2 separate regions of the Mus musculus genome follow, and region 1 is linked to region 2. A link is a loop called in an ENCODE intact Hi-C map of the cell type or tissue named here. Cell type or tissue: gastrocnemius. All regions are shown on one strand. Each heading gives the region's core, and the rest is flanking DNA. Links, peaks and the distances in the headings are about the cores only.

Region 1 (12,456 bases), core at 2,499-10,498, 80 kb before region 2:
GTTTTGCTCATATGGTAGGTTCAGGAAGAAGCTGAGTTACCAGCCAGTAATTTTCAAAAAGTCAATTCTTCAAGGAGCCACTTGTGAGAAGTATAAAATCCAGTAAGAGCCTATCAGCAGCAGTTGTCCCATGTCTTGCCAAGTGGCAGGCAAACACTGAAGCAGAATGGTTTTCAGTAACACGTCCACTCTGATTGCTGTCAGTTCTAAAGTTTTGAAAGGTTTTATGATTTGAGTTGCTAGATTTGAGTAGTTGGTTTAAAATGTTCAGGAAAATAAAAATTGGCACATGCTTTTAAAAGAAAAATGAAGGAGACAGAATGTAGCACACAGAGCCCTACACTTTCAGGACACAGGTGAAGGTGTCCCATTACCTCGGAGTTTCAGCAGGGATCTGTGAACCTATGCAGGAAACGCAGCATCTTGTACAATAATCTATGCACAGTCACCACAGAAATGTAGAGCCTGCCTTTTATAAAACAATAATTTTTAAAATAATGCAAGTAGCAAGTAATGCAAGTTATGGTTTGGTTCCTCTTCCAAAGGCATAGAATGTGGAAGCACGGCAGACAGACAATGATAGCAGGCACAAAGGCAAATAGAGGACCCTGTGATCATCTCAGTAGGGGACATCAGAAACCTTCATTTCCTACTCCCCTTCTGACTAACACAAAACAAAACAAAACAAAACAAAACAAAACAAAACAGCAACAACAAAAAAAAACCCCAGAATCATCGTGTTCTTTGGTGTCCAGAAAATAAAGTTGGACTATGAAATAATGGTCATGACTTTCCAAGACTGCATGAATCCTTCTCGAGCCAAACAAAGGAACAGGCCATAACTGTAACTGATTTGATAGACAATATAAAAGACTTCTAAAAAAGAGAATTGTGAGAAGAATCTAGCTTTCCAATGCTGTAAAACCCATAACCACTGGTCAGACCCTAAGGCTCAGGAACAAATCAGCAAGCAGCGCCTCTAATCCCGGAACACAGAGATTAAGGCAACTTCCATAAACTTACATTGAGAACCCACTAAATTTGACTTTAAAAGACAGTATTTTATATTTGAAAACATTTAGAAATTCAAAATAATTTCTGAACACTCAGAATTCTCAAAGCTCCCATTAGGCGAAGATACCACATTACCGAATGCCAAAAATGCTGTAGATAATCTGTAAATCTGTAAATCCTACTTCAGTTTTAAATTTCATTGATCTTATGGGTATGAGTATTTAGTCTGCATGCATGCCTGGCACCCTCTGAGGCCAGAAGAGTGTATCAGATCTCCCCTGGGACTGGAGTTACAGATGGCTGTCATCCACCATGTAGTTGGCTAGCAATCAAACCTGGGTCCTCTGAAGAGGGCAGCCGGCATTCTTAACTGCTAAGCCATCTCTCCAGCTTGAATTTTCCATACCAATCAACTTCAAGTTTGCTTTAGGAACACGTTCTTAAACGTGATTGGGCAAATGTATTGTGAGGCACCTGGGATGGGGGCTGGGAATAAAGCTTGGTGAACTCACTATGGATCTCAGGATAACTTGAACTCCTAGCTTTCCTGCCTGTCTTCTAAGAGCTGGGATTACAGGTATCAGGCACCACTGGATCCAGCAGACACACGACTTTTGTTGTTTCTTTGTTTTTGTTTACAGCAGGGATGCAAGGTAGCTTGGACTCCCTATTTAGACCTTGCTGGTCTCACACTTGCGTCTATCCTTGTGCCTCTACCTTTCTGAACTAGCCCATGAGATCAGAAATCACGAAGCACATTCCTGGGCTGGTAGGAATGGCTCCTTTATCTGATGGCAGTTTTCCTCCATGAAGTCATTTTAGCTTTTTCTGATGTAGAGACTTTGGCAAGTTATTATTTATGAGTGTGTTCTCCCTATGCTGATGAATACTAAAGTCTATCAGGTGCCCCTTCTTTAAACATATGAGAACAGTTGGCTAGATTTTTTTCCTTCACAAGAAGCAAAGCACTGACTATGTGCCCATTTGATTCACAGAAGTGTGGCTCTTCCTGTGACCCACCTGCTGTGCCCCTGTATGTCTCCCAGCTCCTTCTGCAGCCTGGCATTTTTCTCTTCCTCCTCCAGCAACCTCCTCTTCACAGTGCGCAGCTCCTGCTGAGCCTCACACTTGATGTCGTTGGCCACTACCACTGCAGTCTGTAAGTCTGCCTGGAATCGCCTCCATTCTTCTGTTTCCTCCTGAAAAGGACAGACTCCACGTTACCTCAGACACTAGGTAAGTGTGCTGGGGTCTCTATGTAGGGGTTTCTGAAGCTTAGTTCCTGAAGAATCAGTCATTAGGAAGCTTAAGCAGAAAGACTTGGCTTTAATGGTGCCTCACTACTTGAAAGAGACACAAGAGGTAACTCCTTGATGGCAAAGAGTTCTTTGTAACTAAAAATTGAATGATTGCTTTAGTTTCATTTCCTGCCAGAAAAAAAAAAATGTATGTTGGAGATGTTCTGGGAAAAGCTGGCTGGAGAGTGTAACAGTACCTTCCCAACATCTCCAACCTAAGACAGGAGTACTGCCCAGTAAGATGGTAGAGGAGACTCCTGGTCTGCGGCTTACCTTTATCTGTTTTGTTAGCGTCTTTAACTGCCGCTCTAGGTCTGACTTCTGCTCCTCCAGCTTGATCACACTGCCTAAAAGGAAATGAGTTAGACAGAGTTACAAAGATGAAAGGCTCCTGCACAAGGTGAGCTGAGACAGCAGGCTTAAAAACCCATCCCACTACAGTAAGTTATGTTGTAAGGACTCTAAAGACAGAACTAGAAGCAGTCGTCCAAGAGGAAACCAGATGGCATGACAGTGGTCCTTACTTAGGCTATAACCCAGAAGGTCAGTTGTACAGCTCTCCTGCAGCCCTATGGGAGGAGGCTTCAACAGTCATGGGAAGTACACCCCTGCCTTGGGCCTCCCTGCCAGTCACACAACCTTCCTGACAGTCTTTATTATTGAGATACAGATGGCTTTGGTGTAAAAGGAGATTCTCCTGATTATTACTCCTGTGACTTTGAAACTAGCCTCTAGGATCACCACTCTTAGCCACAGGTAACTCTGAGAACCATGTATGGCAGATATGTAGGCATAAACTCTAGACCCTCGGGCCCAGAATCCCTGACAACAGCCAGGATCTGGGCCCTCATAGATTAGAACAACTCCAAGGTGGCACACCCACCTCTTCCTAATTAAGAACCAATTCTGTCCCTTGTTCTTCCTGCCTCCAGTTCTCTCTACATTGCAACCAGAGCCATTTAGATTTAAGTATCAATATGTTAATCACCAAGCAAAAATTCCTAGTAGTTGTCTATTAAGGATATGAATCAAATCAGGCATAGTGGTACATACTTTTAATCCTAGTACCTGAGTCACAAAGTGACTTTGTCAAAAAAAAAAAAAAAAAAAAAAAAGGAAGTGAGGAAGGAGAGGAGAGGAGAGGAAGGGAGGGGAGGGGAGGGGAGAGGAGGGGAGAGGAGGGGAGAGGAGGGGAGAGGAGGGGAGGGGAGGGGAGGTTGGGGAGGATATGAATCAAATCCCCAGGGAAGGTTAGAATGCACAGTTACATCCTGCCCCAGAGGTTGTTCTGACTCAGCTTGTGGGGACTGGGGATTTTCGTTTAGGGTCAATGTCACAGAGTAAGAAGCCCCCTCCTTTATTTCTTCTTGTTTTGTTTGTCTTTCAAGAAGTTCATGGCAGGAAGGGATTAATCTAAGGCTGGTTTTGAGTGTCGCTGTCTTCCTGACACAAATATACTTTAATAATACCTTAATATCTCTGTCAGGAGTTTAAGAGCTTCTCAGAAGACGGTCTGTGTTATTTTCAGTCTCAGATATATTATGATATAATCACTAGATTCAGGCCTGAAATTTGCTCTGGACATTAATTATACACTTGTTTTCTTGGTGTGTCTGGGCTGATTTTTAGAGATTTAGGGACAATACAACCTCCACTGTGCTAAATCACAAAGCAAAACAAAACAGGGCTTGTCCCCTTTGACCTTGTTCTTTACAAAGAGGGTGCTATGTTTGGAGACAGGCCATGGCCAGATATTTAATTGCATTCTCAAGAAGTGCTATTGAACCTGGGTGACACTGAGTGTCACTGCTCTACAGTCCATGACAAAGGCAACGAACAACGGGCACTGTCACTCTGGTATTAGTCAATTAATCCAGCCACAGAGCACACAATCAGCTCCCCTCATAGAAACCACTGTGCTCAATCAACAAGGAATACTGAACTGTTGCTCCCCACGGAAACAGTGTTGGATTCCTATAGGCTTCTGGTCACAGTTTTCACCATCTAAAATGCTATTTGCACACCAGAATCCCTGTTCCATATGCATCAGGATGCCTTTTTTTTCCCTCTCTACTTTTTGCAATACTGAATTGGTATTTTAAACAATTTTCTGTAGCTTTCTGATCTATGCAACCTTTCTTGCCTGCAAGCATCCTTTCCCTTATGCCTAATCAGTGTATAATGAATGACAGTTCTGCTGGCCCTGGGCTAGGTTACAGCGAATTCGTTTTGTCTCTGGCATTGTGACACTATTGTCCAGGACACTGTCAACTACAGATCTTCATTCCATGAATCTCTAAAGTTCCTTGCTTTCCCATCCTTTTCATAGCTTCAACATCAGTGAAGATGTGTCACTGTGCATAACCGGCATTTCCCCAGCGCATCAAAGAAGCCTAGTGTTAGGATGGAAGAACGACCGTCTCCTCTGTGTGGATATCCTGGACTGCTGTCTGACACTGAACTCATGTTCACCATCACGAAAGCTCAGGCCTGACCAATGTTATCTAACACACCTATTTCTATAGATACCATCACAGCCTTCTGCACCTAGGGACAGTAGACAGCACTTCAGCATCGTATCTGGGAGCATTTCAAATAAAAACCATGAAAAAAAGTACAAGAGTGTTTTCTTTTGTTTTTAAATAGGATTGTTATGTTTTAAAAAACCCACTTGCAGGTTGGAGAGCTAGCTCAGTGGGTAAAACACATACTATCAAGCCTGGCGACTGAGTTTGATCCCTGGGAACCGTGTGGTAGAAGGAAAGAACCAATACCCACAGCTGTCCTCCCACCTCCACAGCCAAAATAAATAAAAGGTAAAAAACAAATATTTTTAAAGAAAAAAGAGATCCTTGTACACAGCATCATAATTCAGACCAGAAAGTAGAGGGTTCTTGAGCTTAATCTCTGCGAAGAACAGAGGTTTTCCTGACTTTCCTCTGACTTTTCACCTCTTTCCATTTTTCCCAAACCAGGAAGGTGTTGTAAGCACCAATCTAGGGATACAAGTATATTCTAGTGAGCTGGTGAATTGGTAAATTCAGGAATGCAGAATCTGTGAGTACCAAGGCTGGCTGTACATGACAGAAAACTTCTCAGGCAACTAAGCTCATCTTTGTAGTAACTAGTGCCCTACAAATCTTTGTTTTTTAAAGTCTTTTGTTACAAAAGCAAAACTAACTAGGTGTGATATTTGATAAGGTTGATTTAGACAAAATAAAGGAAGTTTAAATCTCTTAAAAAAATGTCTTTCCCCATTCAAGGGAGTGAGTTCCTAAAGCCATATACTGATGTGTCTTTGGAAACCAAGCAGCTAACATCTGTGAGAGATTCCCAAATCCTGCCACCAATGGGAACACGCTGGACTTGACCACAGGCACAATGGTTTGCTTCACTCTGAGTAGATCTCATCCATCAGACAGTGCAGGCAACACACTGTTGATACAAAGGCAGTAAATAATTTACTCTCAAACCCTGAAGGCCATCCGTAGGGGAAAACGCCTCCCACAGTCACAGCAGAATTCAAAGACGGCTTGGTTGTCTAGAGGTGGAGGCTGCAGGAAGCTGCACAGGTAGGTACATCTAACCCTTCCCAAATGCACTGCCTCTTTCAAGAGTTGTGGTCTTCTCAGAGATTAATGCTTGTTTTTTAAGTTCTCTTAGGGAGTTGATACAGGGCTCACAAGACAGGCTCTTCTGACACCCTGGCCACCAAACATCCTTAGAAACCCCTTTGTCGCCGCACCCTTTTCAGGCTGACGCCACTTACCTTCCAGCTCACTGATGAGCTGGTTATTGTGTAACTTGACGGCGCGATGCTGCTCCACCTGGTCTTCCAATTCAAATATGGTCTCTTTCATGTCTTTGATTTCTGCGTCACTTTCTGAAGCTTTCTCTTGTAATTTTAGGCTGGTTCTGCTCAGCTGTTCTGCTTGATGATCACAGACTTCTTTCAGGTACGAATAATCTTTCTCCATCTAGAGAAAAAGGAATATTGTGTCAGTTTAACAGGAAAAAAAAACAAAAACAAAAACAAAAAACCACTCTCACAGGTCGGTAGAAGACTTGCTGGATGCCCTGGCGTACGCCACTCCTTGCTGTTTTTAGTCTGGGCACAGCCAAGGCTATAAATGTTAAAAGATGCACAATGTGTCCAAAGGCCTGGATTCTGTGCCCCTTTTTATAAGCAGAAAGCAAGGGCCTCCTAGTACAGGCAACTCTTTCCCTTCCCAGGGCAGAACAGGGAAGCATGAAAACCTGGCCACTCTTCACATTCTCTGCAGAGCAGCGCCCTCTGCTGGTGAGATTCAATATTCCTGCAGCCTGAGCCACAGACAGATCTCAACCTTCTTTGGAAGAATAAAACGTGTAACATAAAAATCTGAATGTTCTGGAAACAGAAAATACTCCCATTAATTTTACCTGCTCAACTTTAATTACACACATAGAAACAAGATAATGATGCACTTGAGCTTAACAAATTTTTCCATATTTGCCGAATCTTTTAATTCAATAAAATGTGTTAATGCCTCAACTTTTCTTTCCATTTCAGCAAGTAACAGACATTGTTTTAAAGTTGGTGTGCGGTTATTCCATGAAGAGTTTCCCATGCTTATTACATATGTGTATAAGTACTTGATAATATATAGGCTTGAACAGGTATTATAAAACTTTACACAACTGGTTGTATGTGTGTGGTGATTTGGAAGTATTACACTGCAGGGTGTAATATGCCTTTGTCTTATACTGACAATACTTATTATGCTATTTCAACATAATTTTAAATGTTAGTACATGCAGATGGATACATATTACAGCAGATTATGTGTGTGTGTGCATGTATCTTCACATGTATGTGGGCAAGTGTGTGGGTGCATGTGTTTGTACAAATGAATGGTGGTCAGTTTGACATCAGTGTCTTCCTTGATCACTCTCCATGATAGATACGGAGGTAAGATCTCTCACTTGAACTCAGAAATTTTTTATTCAGCTAGTCTAGCTAGTTGGTTTGCTATGGGAAGTTCCTGTCTTTACCTCTTGAGTACTAAGATTATAGGCAAGCTATCATTTTACCCCGCATTTACCTGGGTGCTAGGGATTCAAATTCTGGTCCTCATAGTTACACATGCCCACATACATGTGAAAATGCATCTACCACACATACAAATAACCTGTTGTAATATGTATCAATCTGCATTTAAAATTATGTTAAAATAGTATAATAAGCATTGTCTAGTACATAGAATCATCCACTGAGCCATCTACTAGTTGGCACTACATTATTTTAATTACCATATACTGGAAATCCACTGCCTGTAAACCCCACTTTATTATTATTTTAAAAATGCTACAATAAACACTGCCCCTTTTCTTTAGCAATTTAACTGACATTAATAAATAGGTAGGTATTTTCCAGGCAACATAAACTTGATATGCAATAGATTTCTTTCTAATTTTTTTAAGTGTGGGGACTTTGCATCTAATTTTTTTTCCCAGTTGCAGTTCTGGCTGGGGACGCTATAGGAATAGGGATCTGGTCGACTTTATTCACAACAGTACACAGAACCCTCTCTCTGCACATGCACAGTGCTAGGCATGGAGAAAGGACTTAATGTGCATGTGATGAATGGATGAGTAAAACAGTACAAGGCGATCCTGTGATGTTTTCCACTTGGTAGGTGGGACAGGTGAATGGATGGATGGATGGATGAGAATATGAGGAACAACCTCAGGACCAACAAACATCATTTAGCCCGAGCTAAAAGTCATACTTCAGTTACAAAAGCCTGCGGCTCTGCACTGTGCATACATACCACTGCAGGCTGCTGTCAAAACTAAAGCTGCGGAAGTATACCAAAATGGCGAAGGGCACAGAATCTGAAACTAAATGCCAAGATTTAAACTCCAGTTCTACCAAATCAAGATTTGTGGGGTTTTATTTTATTTTATTTTATTTTACTTTACTTTAAGATTGCTATTTGGAAAGAGTCTCTTTATGTAACTTAAGCTGGTTAAGTACTCAAAACTGAAGTTCTGCCTCAGCCCCTAGTCCCGGGACTACAGCATGCCGCACCATACATAGCTGAACCTTGTATTCTTTTAATTCCTTTGCCTCAGTTTCCTTATTTGAACAATGGAGGTTTAATGAAATAATGTATTTACAGTTTATTAGTGACTGGTACAGTTTAACTTTGCCTTATATAGTAACCACTCAATAAAAACTACTTCCTTCTTCCAGAATAGCCTTATGTCTTATGCATAAGTAAGACATAATAATGTGCCGGGCGTGGTGGCGCACGCCTTTAATCCCAGCACTTGGGAGGCAGAGGCAGGCGGATTTCTGAGTTCGAGGCCAGCCTGGTCTACAAAGTGAGTTCCAGGACAGCCAGGGCTACACAGAGAGACAACAACAACAAAAAAGACATAATAATGTGAATCACAGTAAATATAGGTCTATTTAACCATGAGAGTTGGCTGGTGGAAAGTCTTCTATCTTATCACGATTACTTCATAATACATAGAAAATGACTTTTTTAAAAGTTGAGACACATTCTATTTTTTTGTCTTTTTTAAAAGATTTACAGATGGTTGTGGTGCACTTGTAGGTGCTGGGAACCAAACCCAGGTATTCTGGAAGAGCTTAACCGCTGAGTCCTCTCTCCAGCCCTGAAGCCCTACATTTTAGATTTTAGAAAGCTACTGTCTGAAAGGCAGCCTTGGAAGGTAAACTTTGAGTCTTATGGGCTCATGGCTGGACTCCTCAGGCAGAAGCATGTCACCTGGAACCCAGAAACATGCACAGGACTAGCAGGGAATACTAAGGGCACAGAGTAAAACTGGGCACTATCATGAGGAAAGTGGCCAAGCATCCTGAATGAGGTCTCTGAGTGCATCTGAGACTGATGACCCTCAGAGACTCTGGTTTTATTTCCTATACCTCATGATCATGAACACCAAGGGGTGGCATGCATGGGGAGGGGACAGAAGTACAGAGAGTCAGAGCTGATGAGCCTACAAATCATATCTTGCTCCATATCTACATAGTCCTGGCTGTCCTGGAGCTCACTATTTAGACCTGGCAGACCCACTTGCCTCTACCTCCAAAGGGCAGGGATTAAAGGCCTGTGCCACTACACTCAGTCAAAAAACTTAGTTTTTTTAAAAGAGTAGTTTTACCATTTCATCTCATAGGGACAACGTTATTATTTTCAGATTATGTTTGTTTTATAAATTAACAAACATATATAGGGAAATTATTTTAAAAGAAGAATGTGGGCTGGAGACATGGCCCAGAGCACATACAGTTCTTCCAAAGGACCTGATTTTGGTTCCCAGAACCCACATTGGGTGGCAACTCCAGCTCCAATGATCTGATGCCCTATTCTGGCCTCCACAGGTACATTCACACAAGTGCCATATCCACACACAAACACAAATAAAGAATTTTAGAAAATTCAGCAACCAAACAGCAGAGAACAAAGCCCTGTATTTATGACCACCGGAGTTCTAAAATGCCCTTTTTGTGATCCTAGCCTTTCTGCTGCCTAGCAATGCAAACTTTGAGTTTAGTTTTTCTAATTTGGGAATTCCACTTTCAGACATCCAAACTTGGTTTTTGGTGAGTCTTTTGAAAAACAGAAGTCACTCCCAAGCTCTGCAAGCATCTTTCATCTTTGAAAACTAACTATTTAGTCAGATTCAAACAGATCACCACGATTTCTCAGTAAGAGGACATCAAGAGTCCTCCCTGATTCACCAACAACGACTAAACCCAGGTAGCGACCTAGTAAGCTGTGGTCAGACCAGGCTGGAATCTTAGCAAATGTCACCACTTCCTCCAAGCTCTGGGACATTTTTGAACTTGGGGGAAAAGTTCTGTTGCAGGTCAGTTTCCTTGGAGAAGGACATGTGCACATAGGAAATATTTTGAGGAGTGCTCCTTAATCTCAGTGTGGGAAAGCCATGAAGCAGTGGAGTTTTGACACTATCTCATGATGGCATCCACTGACCCTTCTGGGAGAGGGCCACACCTAGCATTACCTTTATACTGACCCAGCTGTAAAGGCCCTGGTCTCTATTTTCTCAATGAATTAGCCATATGAAACACTACCCAGAGAGAGCCATCTTGGAAGGGGCTCCAGTTAGGTTTGTCATTGATTCTCAATAGTGGAGTAAAAGAGAGTGGAAGCCTGGGTGGAGACGAGAGAAGGTTGTGTTGCCATATACTTATCTGTAATCTCTCCCACAGGAGAGACAGGTATAAATAACTGGCCGTGATGGCGTTAGAACTGGGTGACTGGATTACGTAGAATAATGATTTTTGTAACATGAATCCATACAGTCTCCTTTAGTTTATCATGATGAACTAGCACTATGGACATCAAGCTGGAGATCAACTATGAATCAAGCCCTTATCATAGCTCAAACTGGCCCCAGGACAGAGAATGTAGAATAAAGCAGATAAGGAAACAAACCTATGGCCAATATAACATTATCACCAATACATAAGGAAGCAAAAATCCATTACATTAAGAGTAAAAGCATGGTGTGAGTTGAAAATGGAGTCTAAATATTTTAGTTTACAGCTGGGTTTAGTAGGTTCTGATGGCAAAGACAGCATCTTGAAAAATGACTCTGCCTTTGAGAAATCATTTCATATTCTATTCAAATAATCGTACACAAATTACAGAGCAGGACAGGATTAGAGCTAGGTCACTGCAATAAATTCTAGTAACATTGAAGTTGTGTCAAGAGTTCTATCAGAAATGAGCACATGGAGGAGGTGCAGCCCAGAGGAGGAGGTCTGGCTCGTAAAACTGCTGCTTCTTGTGTCCAGATGTCAGCTCGGAGGCTTTGTTTTGGCAGCATCAATGATGAGTCCAGGGCCTTGCCATGTCCAGCCAGAGGAGTTGACCACTTTACTAAATTTGGTTATTATAATGTCCATTAAGTAATTTTGAATACTAAAAACTAAAAAAAAAAAAAAAAAAAAAAACCTAAACTAAACTAAAAAAAAAATTAGAACAGGGAACAAAGAAGTTACAAGTTTTTCCTACCCCTTTCTCTTCTTTAAAAATTATTTCATTTTTATATGGAAGAGTATTTAACCTGTATATATGTCTATGTACCATGAGCATGCCTACAACCCACAGAGGCTAGAAAGTTCTCAGACCTCTGAGAACTGAAGTTACAGACAGTTTTAAGGGCCATGTGGGTGCTGGGAATTGAACCCAGGTCTTCTGGAAGAGCAGCCAGTGCTCCTAACCACTGAACCCTCGGGCTAGTCCTCTCCGACCCTTTGCAACAGTGCCTCCTCCAATCAAGTTTAACTTTATAAAACTCAGAATGTACATCAGGACATTACTATTAGATACATTTTTACTGTTTCTAAAGGGAAGGAGGGGCAAAGAGAAGCACAGGTCTTGACACAGGAGGCACTTTGGCCTAGAAGCTGAGCAGCCATCAACATGAGGTCAGTGACTGTAGGGACAGGAGCAGAAGAAAGCCTTGGTGAGTGTCTGAAGATTGTTCCTGCTCCCAGATAGCTCTCCTCATGTTTGGATTCTATGTGCTTTCTCAGGAAACAGCACAACCACCTTTACAGTCATTCAGGCCTAGGTCTGTACAGGCAATGAATAGCTCCTTCTGCAGTCCCCAATAACAAATCAATACTCAGCAAACCCTACTGGGCCCAACTCCTAGTCATCTAAATGTCTCTCCATTCCTCGTCCTCCCAGCCCAGCCTAGTCAGCCCTTGGCTTTCTCATCTGTGGCCAGATAATCTTTCTCAACTATAAATGTATCACCATCATCATCATCATCACCACCACCACCACCACCACCACCATCATCATCATCATCATCATCATCATCGGGTTTCCGAGACAGGGTTTCTCTGTGTAGCCCTGGCTGTCCTGGAACTCACTCTGTAGACCAGGCTGGCCTCAAACTCAGAGATTTGCCTGCCTCTGTCTCCCAAGTGCTGGGATTAAAGGTGTGTATCACCACCACACAACTTTTGTTTTCTTTTTTTCATAATTAATTTTTTAAATTCCGCAGATCAGGCCATTATCAAGACAACACAGGGTAAAGACACCTGTCACCAACCTGACCTGAGTTTGGTTCAGAGAACCTGTATGGGAAC
Region 2 (12,456 bases), core at 1,801-9,800:
ACGTAGTGGGTTCCGGGTCAGCCAAGGCTACATGCTAAGACCCTGTCCAAAAAAAGTGTTTTTTTAAAATAAATAAAATAAAAATAAAACGTGTTCTCTACTGATTAAAAACAATGAAAATGAGCTAGAAAATTATTTCCATCAGGTCTACAACCTACTAAGCCATCTGAAATCCCTTAACCATGGTCCATTTCACTAGAACATTTAATTACTGATCAGAACATTATAAATAAAGTAAGCTGGCAAGAGCTAGAGTGTGCCACACCTCAGCCCTGTCCTGTTTCCCTGAGGGAGGGAGACTATTTTTAATGATGGAGATGATACTCTAGTTGCTCTACATAGAGACACAGGAGCAGCTTTGCAGAACACGATTACCCTGAATCACCTCAAAATGGAACATGGAACTATCCTCCCCTCAAAGGAAGTTACCCACCTGTTCTTGGTAGTTCAGAATGCCCTCCTGCAGCACTGCTTAGCGCGGCTTGCTGGCTGGTGCTGTCAGTCTCATGTGCAGCAGTTTCTTCTGACAGAGTCTATACAGTGTGTAGGCATTCCCCTCCTTCTGAGGGAGCCAGGGGCCTGCTGCTCATCCACAATGCTACTTCATTAGGATCTGGTTTCCTATTCTTTCTCTTCTATAGTTCAGGTAAGGCATTAATTTTTTTTTCAGCCACATTTATAGACTCATCAATTTCACTTCAGGACATTAAAGGATGCTTTTACAAAATGTCCACCATGCAGAAAGAAACTGAGCTACAGGGTGAAGCCTCTATATGAAGCACCTGCCGAGAGTCATGCAGGATTCCTTTGCTTTTGACTACACTTCATGGAGGACTATTGTGATGGTTTGAATATGCTTGGCCCAGAAAATGGCACTATTAGGAGGGGGCCTTGTTGGAGGAAGTGTGTCACTGTAGGGGTGGGCTTTGAGAGACCATCTTCCTAGCTGCTTAGAAGCCAATCTTCTCCTGTTTGCCTTCAGAACAAGGTGTTGAATTCTCACCTACTTCAGCGCCATGCCTGCCATGATAAGAATGGATTGGACTTCTGAAACTCTAAGCCAGCGCCAATTAAATGTTTGCCTTTATAAGAGTTGCCTTGTCATGGTGTCTCTTCAGAGCAATGGTTACCCTAACTAAGACAACCATGCATGGGAAATGGCCAAAGCTGGCTAAGAACAATACAAGTAAGGGCCTATGGATGTCCCCTCCCTCTTTAAGATTAAGAAAGGATATCCTGACATAGGTTACAGGTTGGATGGACCTCGAAGACACATGTCAAGAGATATATCACAGAAGGACATACATAGCATGACCTCAGAAAAGCTATAACAGCTTACACATAGGGACAGAAGATAGACGAGTGGGTTAGGGATTGTGGGAGGAGACTGAGTTGCAACGCGGTGTATAACAATGTCAGTGAAGCCATGGTAGCAGGAGCTGGAGAAGCCAGCTGATCTCATTGTATCTGCAGAGAAGAAGCAAAGTACTGAACTGGAAAGACAGCTCAGCAGTTAGGAGTGCTTGCCCCAAGTCCTGAGGATTGAAGTTTGGATCCCAGCACCCATTAACAAGCCAGGCACCCCACCCATGCCTGTACTCCAGCTCCAAGTGGGGCAGATTCAGGAAGGTGCTGAGGGTTGTTGGGTTCTAGGCTGTTATGTATAACACCCCGAGGGACCCAGTGACAGCAGGGTGCATCATCACTAGCATCATGACTAACAGTCAAGATGTGACACCTTCCTACGGTTGCTGCGAGCCTCACATCCTCCCCTGCAAATGAGCCACATCCCCTTATAACAGGCCAGTGCTTCCTCCTCCTCTTCACTGTCTTCTTCCCTCCACCCTTGCCCAGAGGAGCCTCTGTACAACCTCTCCCCAATAAACCTCCCACATAAGATCTGACACGTGGTGTGACTTTATGGTGTCCATTGCTTAGATCATAACACAGGCTAGCTCAGGGAGAGACCCTGCTTCAAAAGAATAAGGAGTGACAGAAAAGGACACCCGATGGCCTTCTTCTGACCACTACACACACGCAAGTGTGTTCGTGCATATACATACAGGCACAAACACCCCAGAGATTGATTAGACAGAGACAGATTAAATAAATAAAAATTTTAAAAAGCAATAAAGAGAAGCAGAGAGTGATGAATGCTTGTATTCAGTGGTTTCCCCCTTTTCAAGCAGACCAGAACCAGAGCCCAGGGATAGTACCGCCTACTCTTAGGGTGAGTCTGCCCACCTCGGTTAGCCAGATCAAGATACTCACTAAAGCCTAGAGGTAAACCTAGGAATGCCTCAAGGGTGTGTCTTGTCTCCTAGGTGATTTTAGATCCTGTCACAAGAATTCTAGATCCTGTTAAGTGTACTTTTCATAATTTGAAGACACATTAAGCATAGGAAAATGAATTTGAATTTAAATTTGAAATGGGTCTTTTACTACAAAAGCGTATTCATTCATGATTAAGCGGTCTTTCTGAAGTGTGAAAACAACGAACTCATTCTTAACCCTGCTATCTTGCTGACTTTCCAGATGGACTCTGACCTTTGACCTGCCCCACCCTCTCGCTCAATCCTACACCAGGGCTCCTTGGAGCTCAGAATGAACTCATTCTGAGGGCATGGCCTCCAGCTGAGCTCATATCTGAGCTGAGGCCTGTGTAACTCTCCCACCACCTTTACCACAGCAGTTGAGGCACATGTGGCCGGTGATCTTCCTCTATCCCACCCTCTCTTCTGGCTGCTGAGGGGATAGATCTCTTCCATTTTTCACATTCCTGTAGCAGGGCCTGGTTCCCCCTCTTCCTGTTATCCACAGCTGACCTCAGCCAAACTCTTAACTGCTGACTTCCTTGCCTCGGGCACTCTTCCTGTGGGAGTGTTCCAGGGTCTAGCTCCCTATCCCATCCTATTGGCTGTCACCCCCAACACCACCACCACCATTTTTTTTCCTACACCTGCTCCCACAAGCCACCATACCCTAGTTTCCTCTAAGCCTCTGTGGCTTGGTCCCAGCATTTCCTGGATGTGGATGGAGACAGTTGGCTCCTATCTGCCTTTCTGATCTGTCTTCTGGCCTGAGGGATGAGATGGTACTGCCTCATAGAACTACAGTAAAGAAAAACCGGAGACAGCACACAGTAAGCAGTGTCGGCATGGGAAACAGTAGGTCTATAACAGAGGGAAGAAATGGGGGTCCCACACTGCAGTGAAGCCTGCAGCAGGAAGGAGTCCAGGATCCGGCTCTGGATCTTAGTCTGGGAGAGCTATCAAGTCTGCCTGAACCTCTTTCTCTTCATTCCTGAGGAATGCTGAGTATAGCTATATACTATGGGGGAGGGGCCAGCACCTAGCTGGAGCACAGGCTAGACCTCTCCTCTGTTAGCAAGGACGGGCATCATAGGTCAGAGCCAGTTCACTACAGAATGATGGCTATGTGTCCTGTGAAGTCACAGATACCTTCTTGGAAACGGCCTTAAAAAATAAAAAGTATGTAGCCCTTGCTGGCTGGCCAAGAGCTCACTATGCAGAGTAGGTAGGTTAGAACTTGCAGAGACCAGAGCTGCCTCTGAGTGCCAGGATTAAAGGTGTGCCTATTGTGACTTTGGAATCACAACTTTGCACTCAATAACAAAACTAAGATGTCTAAGATTCCATGAGCAGTGGAGTGTAGCTGGATCAAAGCAGTGCTTAAGCTTAATTCCTATTTAACTTTTAGAAAGCACTGGTGTCAGTTAAAAATGGTAGGATTCTTTCCTGTCAGCCCTCCATGTATGATGTGTGGCGTCATCTCCATGAGCTCCCCAAGTACATGAGAACCAGTTCTCAGTCATCCATTACATGGCCACAGGACCTTCCTGGCCATGCATACACACATCCCATCCCTCAGGGTCCCATTGCTACTACCATAAGCAACAATCTGACCCCATGTGGATCATATAAGCTGCCAGGAGATAGGACCACAGCAGTGCAATTCATAACAGCCAAGAGGAAGAAAGTGAGGGGATGTGGTAAGAACATACACCACAATAAAATCTGGCTTTAAAAAAACAGGAAATGCTGGCACATGTGGCAACATGGATACTGGTGAGGACATCTTATGGAATGAAAGAAGCCAGCCTCAGCACACACTGTGGTCTATGCTGAGGAACCAGGTACAAAGACAGACCCAGAATAAGAGTTGTAGGGGCTGGGTGGGCTGGGTGTTGGCTGAGCACAGGGCTTCAGTTCTCTAAGATGAAGCGGTTTGGAAAAAGATGGCGTGAAGGCTTGTGTGGCAATGTGGATGTGTGTGGGATCTCTACATTCACACGTAGGGCTGTAAGGGAGCTGGGTAGCAGAATGTACGTCCAGTGTCTGCAAAGCACAGCAAAAAACAAAACAACCACAATGGCATCTGTGAAGGGAGTGGGCTACATTCTTAAAAATAGCTAAAAGAGAGCCAGGTGTGGTGGCGCATACCTTTAATCCCAGCACTTGAGAGGCAGAGGCAGGCGTATTTCTGAGTTCGAGGCCAGCCTGGTCTACAGAGTGAGTTCCAGGACAGCCAGGGCTACACAGAGAAACCCTGTCTCGAAAAACAAAAACAACAACAACAAAAACTAGCTAAAAGAGGACCAGCAGCTAACCGCACTAGCCACCAAACCTGACAACCTGAGTTCACACACCAGAACCCACGTGGGAAGAGAACTGACCCCCATGTCTGTCCTCTAACCTCAACGTGTGAACTACGAGAAATGCACGCACACATTCATGAAATAAAGGAATAAGATATGCCATTTTTAAAAATGTCTAAAAGAGAGAATTTTATGTGTGTTTATGTGCACAGTAAAGAAGATCAGGGCATTACTAGGCTGGTTGGCTTTACTCTTCAAAATATACCCAGAGCCTGCCTGCTGTTCCAGCTCCCAGCCTAGCCCAGGCTGTAATGACTGTTTCCTCGTTTATGACAGCAGCTAGCCATCTGGTCTTCCCAGTCCACCTGTCTACTCTCAAAAAGCAGCCGAAGGATTTCTTAGGGCATGAACTCGGGGGCTGTCCCTATTCCAGAGGATCCTGCAGAAGTCACCCATGCCTGCCTGCTCTGCCGCTGGTTCTTCTGTAGCCCCTTCTTTCTGCTCCCAGACTGTGCCAGACACTGGTGGGCACAGGCCATTGCCCCAAACTGTCAACCCTGCCACGGTGGTCCTTCCCAGCCTACTGTCTCCCTTGATCATGTTCTCAGAAGCTCGGGTAGCTTAATGGAGACAGAGATCTTTGTCCTGGTACCCTTTCCCCAGAACCGTGCTGAATATGGAGTAAGTGTTCAGACATATTTGTTGATTAAAGAATCATTATTTCTGAAGGTAGCAGCTCCCCATAGAACCAAGACTCCAGCTTATCAGTATTTTGGACAAGGCTGCCACCTGGTGGCTCTCGTCTACCACAGCAGTCGCTTCCCTGAGTCCTGTTGACTTGAGAGGTAGCTCTTGGCACAAGGACTCTAAAAGTTCCTTACTCTGCAGCTCACATTTTGGGGAGAACACACACATATAAAGGGCACTTCAGGGATAAGAGGAAGAAGATCTAACACACTCAGATCCACAACATAAAGTCCAAAAGTGAGTGCTCAAGGTGGACATGTGATAGTTCAGACCAGAGCCCTAAGTCTGCCTGAGGAAGAAGTATCAACAGGTCTGAGAGACCATTGGGAGGGGAGGCAGGCAGGGGAGCAGATGGCAGGGGAGCAGGGAGCAGGGCTGCAGGTGGTGGGCCAGACCTAGTAGGTGCTCCATTGATTGTTCTTGTTGAAGCAAACTCTAGCAGTACTATAGGGAACAGGGGAAACTGGGCACCGTCTTTGAAAAATGAAAAAGAAAAGATATGAGCCTCCCACCCTACGCTTATGGAAGCAACTCCCATCCTGCCTACCATGTGTCAATCACTGAGTTGGTGAGGTTCAGACTGAGCGTGCAGAGGGGCCTGAGATGTGATACTGGCTAGTTATAGGTTTAGAATCACAGTGCAAGGCAAATCTAAACAAAGAAATGGTGGGCAGGGCAGGTAATAGGCCAATGACCAGATCTACTCACACAGGATACATATAAACTGTCTCTGCACCTGTCCTAGGGGCTTTCCTTGTCCCTGTGACAAGCCCAGCAAGGAGCAACTTAAGGAAGGAAGAATTAATTCCACTCATGGCTTGAGGGTACAGTCCCTCGGGGCAGGAAGGCACGCTCATGGAAGTGTGGGTGGACATGTTGCATTCAGGAAGTGGAGGGATGAATGCTGGCATTCTGCTCGCTTGGCATTCTGCTTGCTTTCTCCTTTTATCTTTTTTCATTCAGTCCAAGACCCCACTTCATCTAGGTGTCTCCTACATTATTCCAATCCAGTCACATTTGATCATGAATATTAGTCATTGCAGTATCATACACACACACACACATACATGTATGTATATATACATACATACACACATATATACACATACATATATATGTATATATATAGTTTAAAAATAAAAAATTAACCAGGAGATAAACTACTATACTTGAAAGAAAACAACAACAACAACAGTACTACCTTCTATGCATCAGAGCAAACAAGTCAAAAGTCTGTACCCTAAGAGTAAATGGCATTAAGACACCTTCCCATGAGCCTCTATGTAAGTTACAAGCTTGCCTAACTTTTAGAGATTATCTACATGCTGGCAGCATTTCCTTAATTTCCTAGAATTCACAGATGAATTTCCAGAGAATTGCATTACGTCTTGCCAGCATGTAAGACGATCTCTCTCTCTCTCTCTCTCTCTCTCTCTCACACACACACACACACACACACACACACACACACACACACAGCACTCATGTTGAATATAAGCAGTAGACGGGCTGGGGTGTAGGTCAGTCCTAGAGCAAACACAGCACCTGAAGAGCATTGGGATCCAGCCTGAGCATCTGTAATGTGCTGAGTCAAATACGTACTAATACAAATGGAAAACGTTACGGGTTAGGAGGACAGATCAAGGGCTAAACCTGTAAAGGGCTTGCCACACAAACATGAGGACCTGTTTCAGTCCTCAGAATCCATGTAAGAAAGGCAGGGATAGCAGGCCAAGCCTGTAATGCATATAAATAGTGCTCACTGGGCACACAGAGGCAGGAGGATCCCAGGGCCTCACTGGCCAGCCAAACCAACAAGCCTCAGGTGCTGCCAAGCTGTCCAAACTGTCATAAGCAGTGTACCTGCTCTCTGTACCCATAGTCATGGTCGCAAGGGTTACCTGTTTGGGATTTTCTCACCAGGGTGCGCCATAGAGAGAGTTATTGTTCTGACTAGTAGCTCCTCAACTACAAGGGAAGTTTACTATTTTTCTGTGGAATAGCCACTTCTTTTTTATATGAGCTACACATTGTTCTGCAGTTTTCTTTATGGGTTTGAATAGTCTTTACAAACTTGCATATATTGTAAATAATCTCTTTAGCATCTTTCAAAAGTATTTTTTTTATTTTATGTGTATGAGTGTTCACCTTCATACATAGGAGTGCCTGGTGCCTGTGGAGGACAAGAGAACCTGTCAAACCCTTTGGGCCTGGAGTTACAGATGGCTGGGCACTGTCACATGGGTGCTGGGGGCTGAGCCCAGATCTTCTGAGATGGCAAGTGTTCTTAACTGCTGAGCCATCTCTCTAGCACTCTGCAGCTTTTTAATGATGGAAGCCACTCTTCATCTCCTTTATCCCCACCACAGGTTAACTCTCTGATGCCTTATTTTCAGAACTTGTATTATGTCTACAAATGTGCTTGTGGTATTCATGTGCATGTGTGATTGCATGTGTGTGCACGTACAGATGGGCGTACAGGTGAGGAGTGTTGCTATGGAAGCCACATGAAGCACTGAATGTCTTCTGTGATCGCCCTCCACTTTTTTTTTTTTTTTTTTGGTTTATTTTTGTTTGTGTTTTTTGTTTTTTTGACACAGGTCTCTCATTGAACCCAGGACTCACCACTTGGCAGGCTGGCTGGTCAGCAGGCCCTGGGAATCCACCTGTCTCCACTTCCCCAGTGCTGAGGTGACAAGCAAGCACTGCCTCATTTGGCTTCACACATGGGCACTAGGCACAGAACTCAGGTCTTCATGCTTGCACGGTAAGCATTGTACTCTCCCACATCCCTGTGACTTATTTTTGTAAGAAGAATGAGATGAGATCCAGTTTTACTTTTCAGGGTAATCCAGTTTTAACTTAACTTCCTCTATTTGGCCTTTCTTCAGTGCTGGGGATTGAACTCAGGGCCTCTTACCTGCTGAACTAAAGCTTGACCCTGAGCCACACCCACAGGCTCCAACTTGCCACAAACCACCTTTATTTACCCTGTACCAAATATGCTCGTGGATCCTGGCTGCCCACCATGGCTCCACAGTATTGCCTCTGCTTACTGTGGTTAGTCTTTGAATTGCTCTTCCTCAGAACTTCCCTGGGATGTTGCTAGATCCCAGCAGAGACCTACCCAGTCAGTCAGGACACTCTGGCTGTCCTGTACATTCTCCGATTAGCAGCATCTCTGCCCTCTATCCACTAGGTGGAAGTGTAGCCTCCTAGTCAGGACAACCTAAATTCCTCAGCCAGGCCTGGTGCTTGTTGGCTGCTTGTTGGCTGCTCCCAGTTCCACACTGATATGTTAGTTAGGATGCAAATGAATTGATGAAATCATGAGACACCCTTATTGCATTTAATACGTGGCACTACTGAATTTAGTCTTTACTATATTTAACTTCCTATCCCAAACCCACGCATGTCCTTGCCTTTATTCACAAGGACATAGTTGTGCTCTTCAAAGGGGTGTTAGACTTCTCTTAAATGTGCAGGCTCTTAAATAACTAAATTTATTGCTCAGTGTGCCACCTTCCATCCTTTCTTACATGAGATCATTTCTTCCAACATTATATTTTCTAACCAGTCACTGATCAAAGAACTATTCATTTTTTTCTTTCAGACAAGGCACCATGTAACCCTGGCTGGCTCTGAGCTCCTGATCCTCCTGCCACATTTTCTGAGTGCAGTTTATTTGTTTTTGGTGTGAAGTCTCTGTCTTACCTAACTAGGCTTGAACCTGTGAACTCAGGAGACACCCCTGTCTGAGCATCAGGGACCACAGGTGTGTGTTGTCACATGCAGCAAGACACATACTTCTTTGCTAGAAGTGCTCCCCCACACGCATCCTGTCCAATGGTCTATCAAGAGTTTGTTATTAAATCAGGATGGTGGCTAAATCTGACAGCTCCATCTCCCATATCTATCGAGATGACCATATGGCTTTTCTTTGGCCTATGATATGCCTGGCAGATTATAAAATGATAACAATCATTCATTGGCTCATCTTTAAAAAAGATTGAATTGTATCTTATGTATATGCATGTTTTGCCGACATGTATGTTTGTGCATCACATGTGGGCGGTGCCCATGGAGGTCAGGAGAGAGTGTTGGATCCTAGAGTTACAGATAGCTGTGAGCCACGGCGTGGGTGCTGAGAACTGAACCTGGTCCTCTGGAAGAGCAGCAAACACTTAACCACTGAGCCATCTCCCAAGACCCTCATTCATTCATTCTTAGATGGCACAAATCCGCTCGGTTTTGCTGTCTGCTACTGCCCTTTTAAACTTTTTTGGACAGCATTTGCTAACATTTTAATGTCTTGTTTTGGTATTAATTTTGAGAACAAGGCTGGCGTTACTTTTTAATTAATTACTTACTTTTAGTGGCATCTGTTGAACTTCGGGAACACAGGATTACTCGGTGAAGATAAGCTTACTTTCATTTGTTGTATTTAATATGAATTCAGTCTTTAAAACAGCTAAGTCATTATACAGAAATATGGGCCCTTCTTACAACCAAAGCCACATTCAGTCCTCACATTAAACTTCCTGAAGGAAGAATAAGTTAAAATACATCTTTGGAATGTGATATTTTTGTGACATGTGTCAAAGGCAGAAAGTGTAGCACTCGCTTACACGCATCATGGTTAAGGAGGACCTTGGCTGTTCTTCATCTTGGGCCTTTCCACGATCCACTGCCATCATTGCCAGCACCCAAGATGGCCACACACACACACACACACACACACACACACACACACACACACGAACACACGAACACACACCGGTGACAAATGGACTCCTGGGGTGACAGGGCAAACCGATGCTTTTCTGTTTTTCTGCCTGCCTCCCCAGTATACAGACTCTGCAGGAAAAGACTATGCCCCCAGAGCAGCTCCAGGCCAGGGCGATCAGAGGAGGGATCATGAGTCAAAAAGAGCTTCTACAAAACAAGCTGGCCGGGGAGGTTCCTCCTACCTGTGTTGCTCCTCAGGCGGCTCTCAGTGAGCTCAGAGATGGCTCCGGAGGTTGAGGTCTTCTTCAGTCTCGCCACCCCTGAAGAGGCACTTCCAGGTTTGTTGAGTGTGTCCTCGCTGCTGGCCCTCTTGAGCTAGAGAAAAGTGGGAGAGAAGCTGAGAGGGCAGACACGGTGAGGAACTCAATGCCCACCAGGGCCAGTAGTTTAGGTAGAATAACAGAGACTACGCAAAGGGAAAAGGCACTTAGCTCAGCCCCTGATAGCATGGAGCTACACTCTGCCTTCAGTGAATAAGTTAGGGGGCTAACATGACCTCTGATATAGTAGTAACACTGATCAATCCATTTTAAGCCTATAAAACCTAACTAGACTAGAACACGTGAAGGAGAAAAAAATCTCAGATGACTCCATCAAATTCCTGCACTTAAGACAGAAAGAGGGCCCTCCAGCTTGAGCAAGAGTCACCTGGTGCTACACAGTATAACCAACCCTTCACGTATGTGCTCACCACATTGAGGCCCAAAGTCTTAACAGTCCAAAAGTCCAAAGTCTCTATTGAGACTCAGAGCATCTCTCTAGCTGCTATTCTGCGTACATGTTCATGTTTGTACACGAGTGTGCACATGCATGTAGAGGTCAGAGAATAACCACTGTACACCTCGTTTCTGATGAACGGTCTCATTGGCCTAGGACTTGCCAAGTAGACTAGATTGGTTCATTCCAGTTGTCAATATGACACACTTGGGAGAGGGACCTTCAATTGGCCTGTGTGCATGTCTGTGGGACACTTTCTTTTTTTTTTTTCCATTTTTTATTAGATATTTAGCTCATTTACATTTCCAATGCTATACCAAAAGTCCCCCATACCCACCCACTCCCCCTTTTTGGCCCTGGCGTTCCCCTGTACTGGGGCATACAAAGTTTACGTGTCCAATGGGCCTCTCTTTCCAGTGATGGCCGATTAGGCCATCTTTTGATACATATGCAGCTAGAGTCAAGAGCTCCGGGGTACTGGTTAGTTCATAATGTTGTTCCACCTATAGGGTTGCAGATCCCTTTAGCTCCTTGGGTTCTTTCTCTAGCTCCTCCATTGGGAGCCCTGTGATCCATCCATTAGCTGACTGTGAGCATCCACTTCTGTGTTTGCTAGGCCCCGGCATAGTTTCAGAAGAGATAGCTACATCTGGGTCCTTTCAATAAAATCTTGCTAGGGTATGCAATGGTGTCAGCGTTTGGATGCTGATTATGGGGTGGATCCCTGGATATGGCAGTCTCTACATGGTCCATCCTTTCATCTCAGCTCCAAACTTTGTCTCTGTAACTCCTTCCATGGGTGTTTTGTTCCCAATTCTAAGGAGGGGCATAGTGTCCATACTTCAGTCTTCATTCTTCTTGAGTTTCATGTGTTTAGCAAATTGTACCTTATATCTTGGGAATCCTAGGTTTGGGGCTAATATCCACTTATCAGTGAGTACATATTGTGTGAGTTCCTTTGTGAATGTGTTACCTCACTCAGGATGATGCCCTCCAGGTCCATCCATTTGGCTAGGAATTTCATAAATTCATTCTTTTTAATAGCTGAGTAGTACTCCATTGTGTAGATGTACCACATTTTCTGTATCCATTCCTCTGTTGAGGGGCATCTGGGTTCTTTCCAGCTTCTGGCTATTATAAATAAGGCTGCTATGAACATAGTGGAACATGTGTCCTTCTTACCAGTTGGGGCATCTTCTGGATAAATGCCGAGGAGAGGTATTGCTGGATCCTCCGGTAGTACTATGTCCAATTTTCTGAGGAACCGCCAGACTGATTTCCAGAGTGGTTGTACAAGCCTGCAATCCCACCAACAATGGAGGAGTGTTCCTCTTTCTCCACATCCACGCCAGCATCTGCTGTCACCTGAATTTTTGATCTTAGCCATTCTGACTGGTGTGAGGTGGAATCTCAGGGTTGTTTTGATTTGCATTTCCCTGATGATTAAGGATGTTAAACATTTTTTCAGGTGCTTCTCTGCCATTCAGTATTCCTCAGGTGAGAATTCTTTGTTCAGTTCTGAGCCCCATTTTTTAATGGGGTTGTTCGATTTTCTGAAGTCCACCTTCTTGAGTTCTTTATATATG

Evidence for each region. Peaks named below come from ENCODE experiments on the same cell type or tissue, not always from the same donor. Only the 100,000 strongest peaks of a DNase experiment are listed, where the experiment ranks them.
Region 1: a loop joins it to region 2, with 9 times the contacts of the local background. A loop is called at or near these places in 30 of 42 quality-filtered maps.

Annotation. Positions count from the first base shown.
Region 1 is chr11:62,122,033-62,134,488 of GRCm38, reverse strand. It overlaps Specc1 (sperm antigen with calponin homology and coiled-coil domains 1), which reads right to left. Exons shown (of 15, transcript NM_001281818.1): 5 at 6,082-6,289; 6 at 2,586-2,659; 7 at 2,035-2,213. It overlaps Gm39985 (a long non-coding RNA gene), which reads left to right. Exons shown (of 3, transcript XR_879913.2): 2 at 2,010-2,250; 3 at 4,642-4,926. Among named protein-coding and RNA genes, the nearest start is that of Gm39985, 18 kb to the left of the region's middle. In gastrocnemius, for the core only: a CTCF peak has its summit at 6,616 (motif pointing left); a DNase peak (open chromatin) is centred at 6,597.
Region 2 is chr11:62,040,955-62,053,410 of GRCm38, reverse strand. It overlaps Specc1 (sperm antigen with calponin homology and coiled-coil domains 1), which reads right to left. Exons shown (of 15, transcript NM_001281818.1): 3 at 10,336-10,468. It overlaps Gm39988 (a long non-coding RNA gene), which reads left to right and starts at 2,987. Exons shown (of 5, transcript XR_003949695.1): 1 at 2,987-3,142; 2 at 4,056-4,156; 3 at 7,966-8,132. In gastrocnemius, for the core only: CTCF peaks have their summits at 5,420 (motif pointing left) and 8,556 (motif pointing right); DNase peaks (open chromatin) are centred at 5,150, 5,410 and 8,580.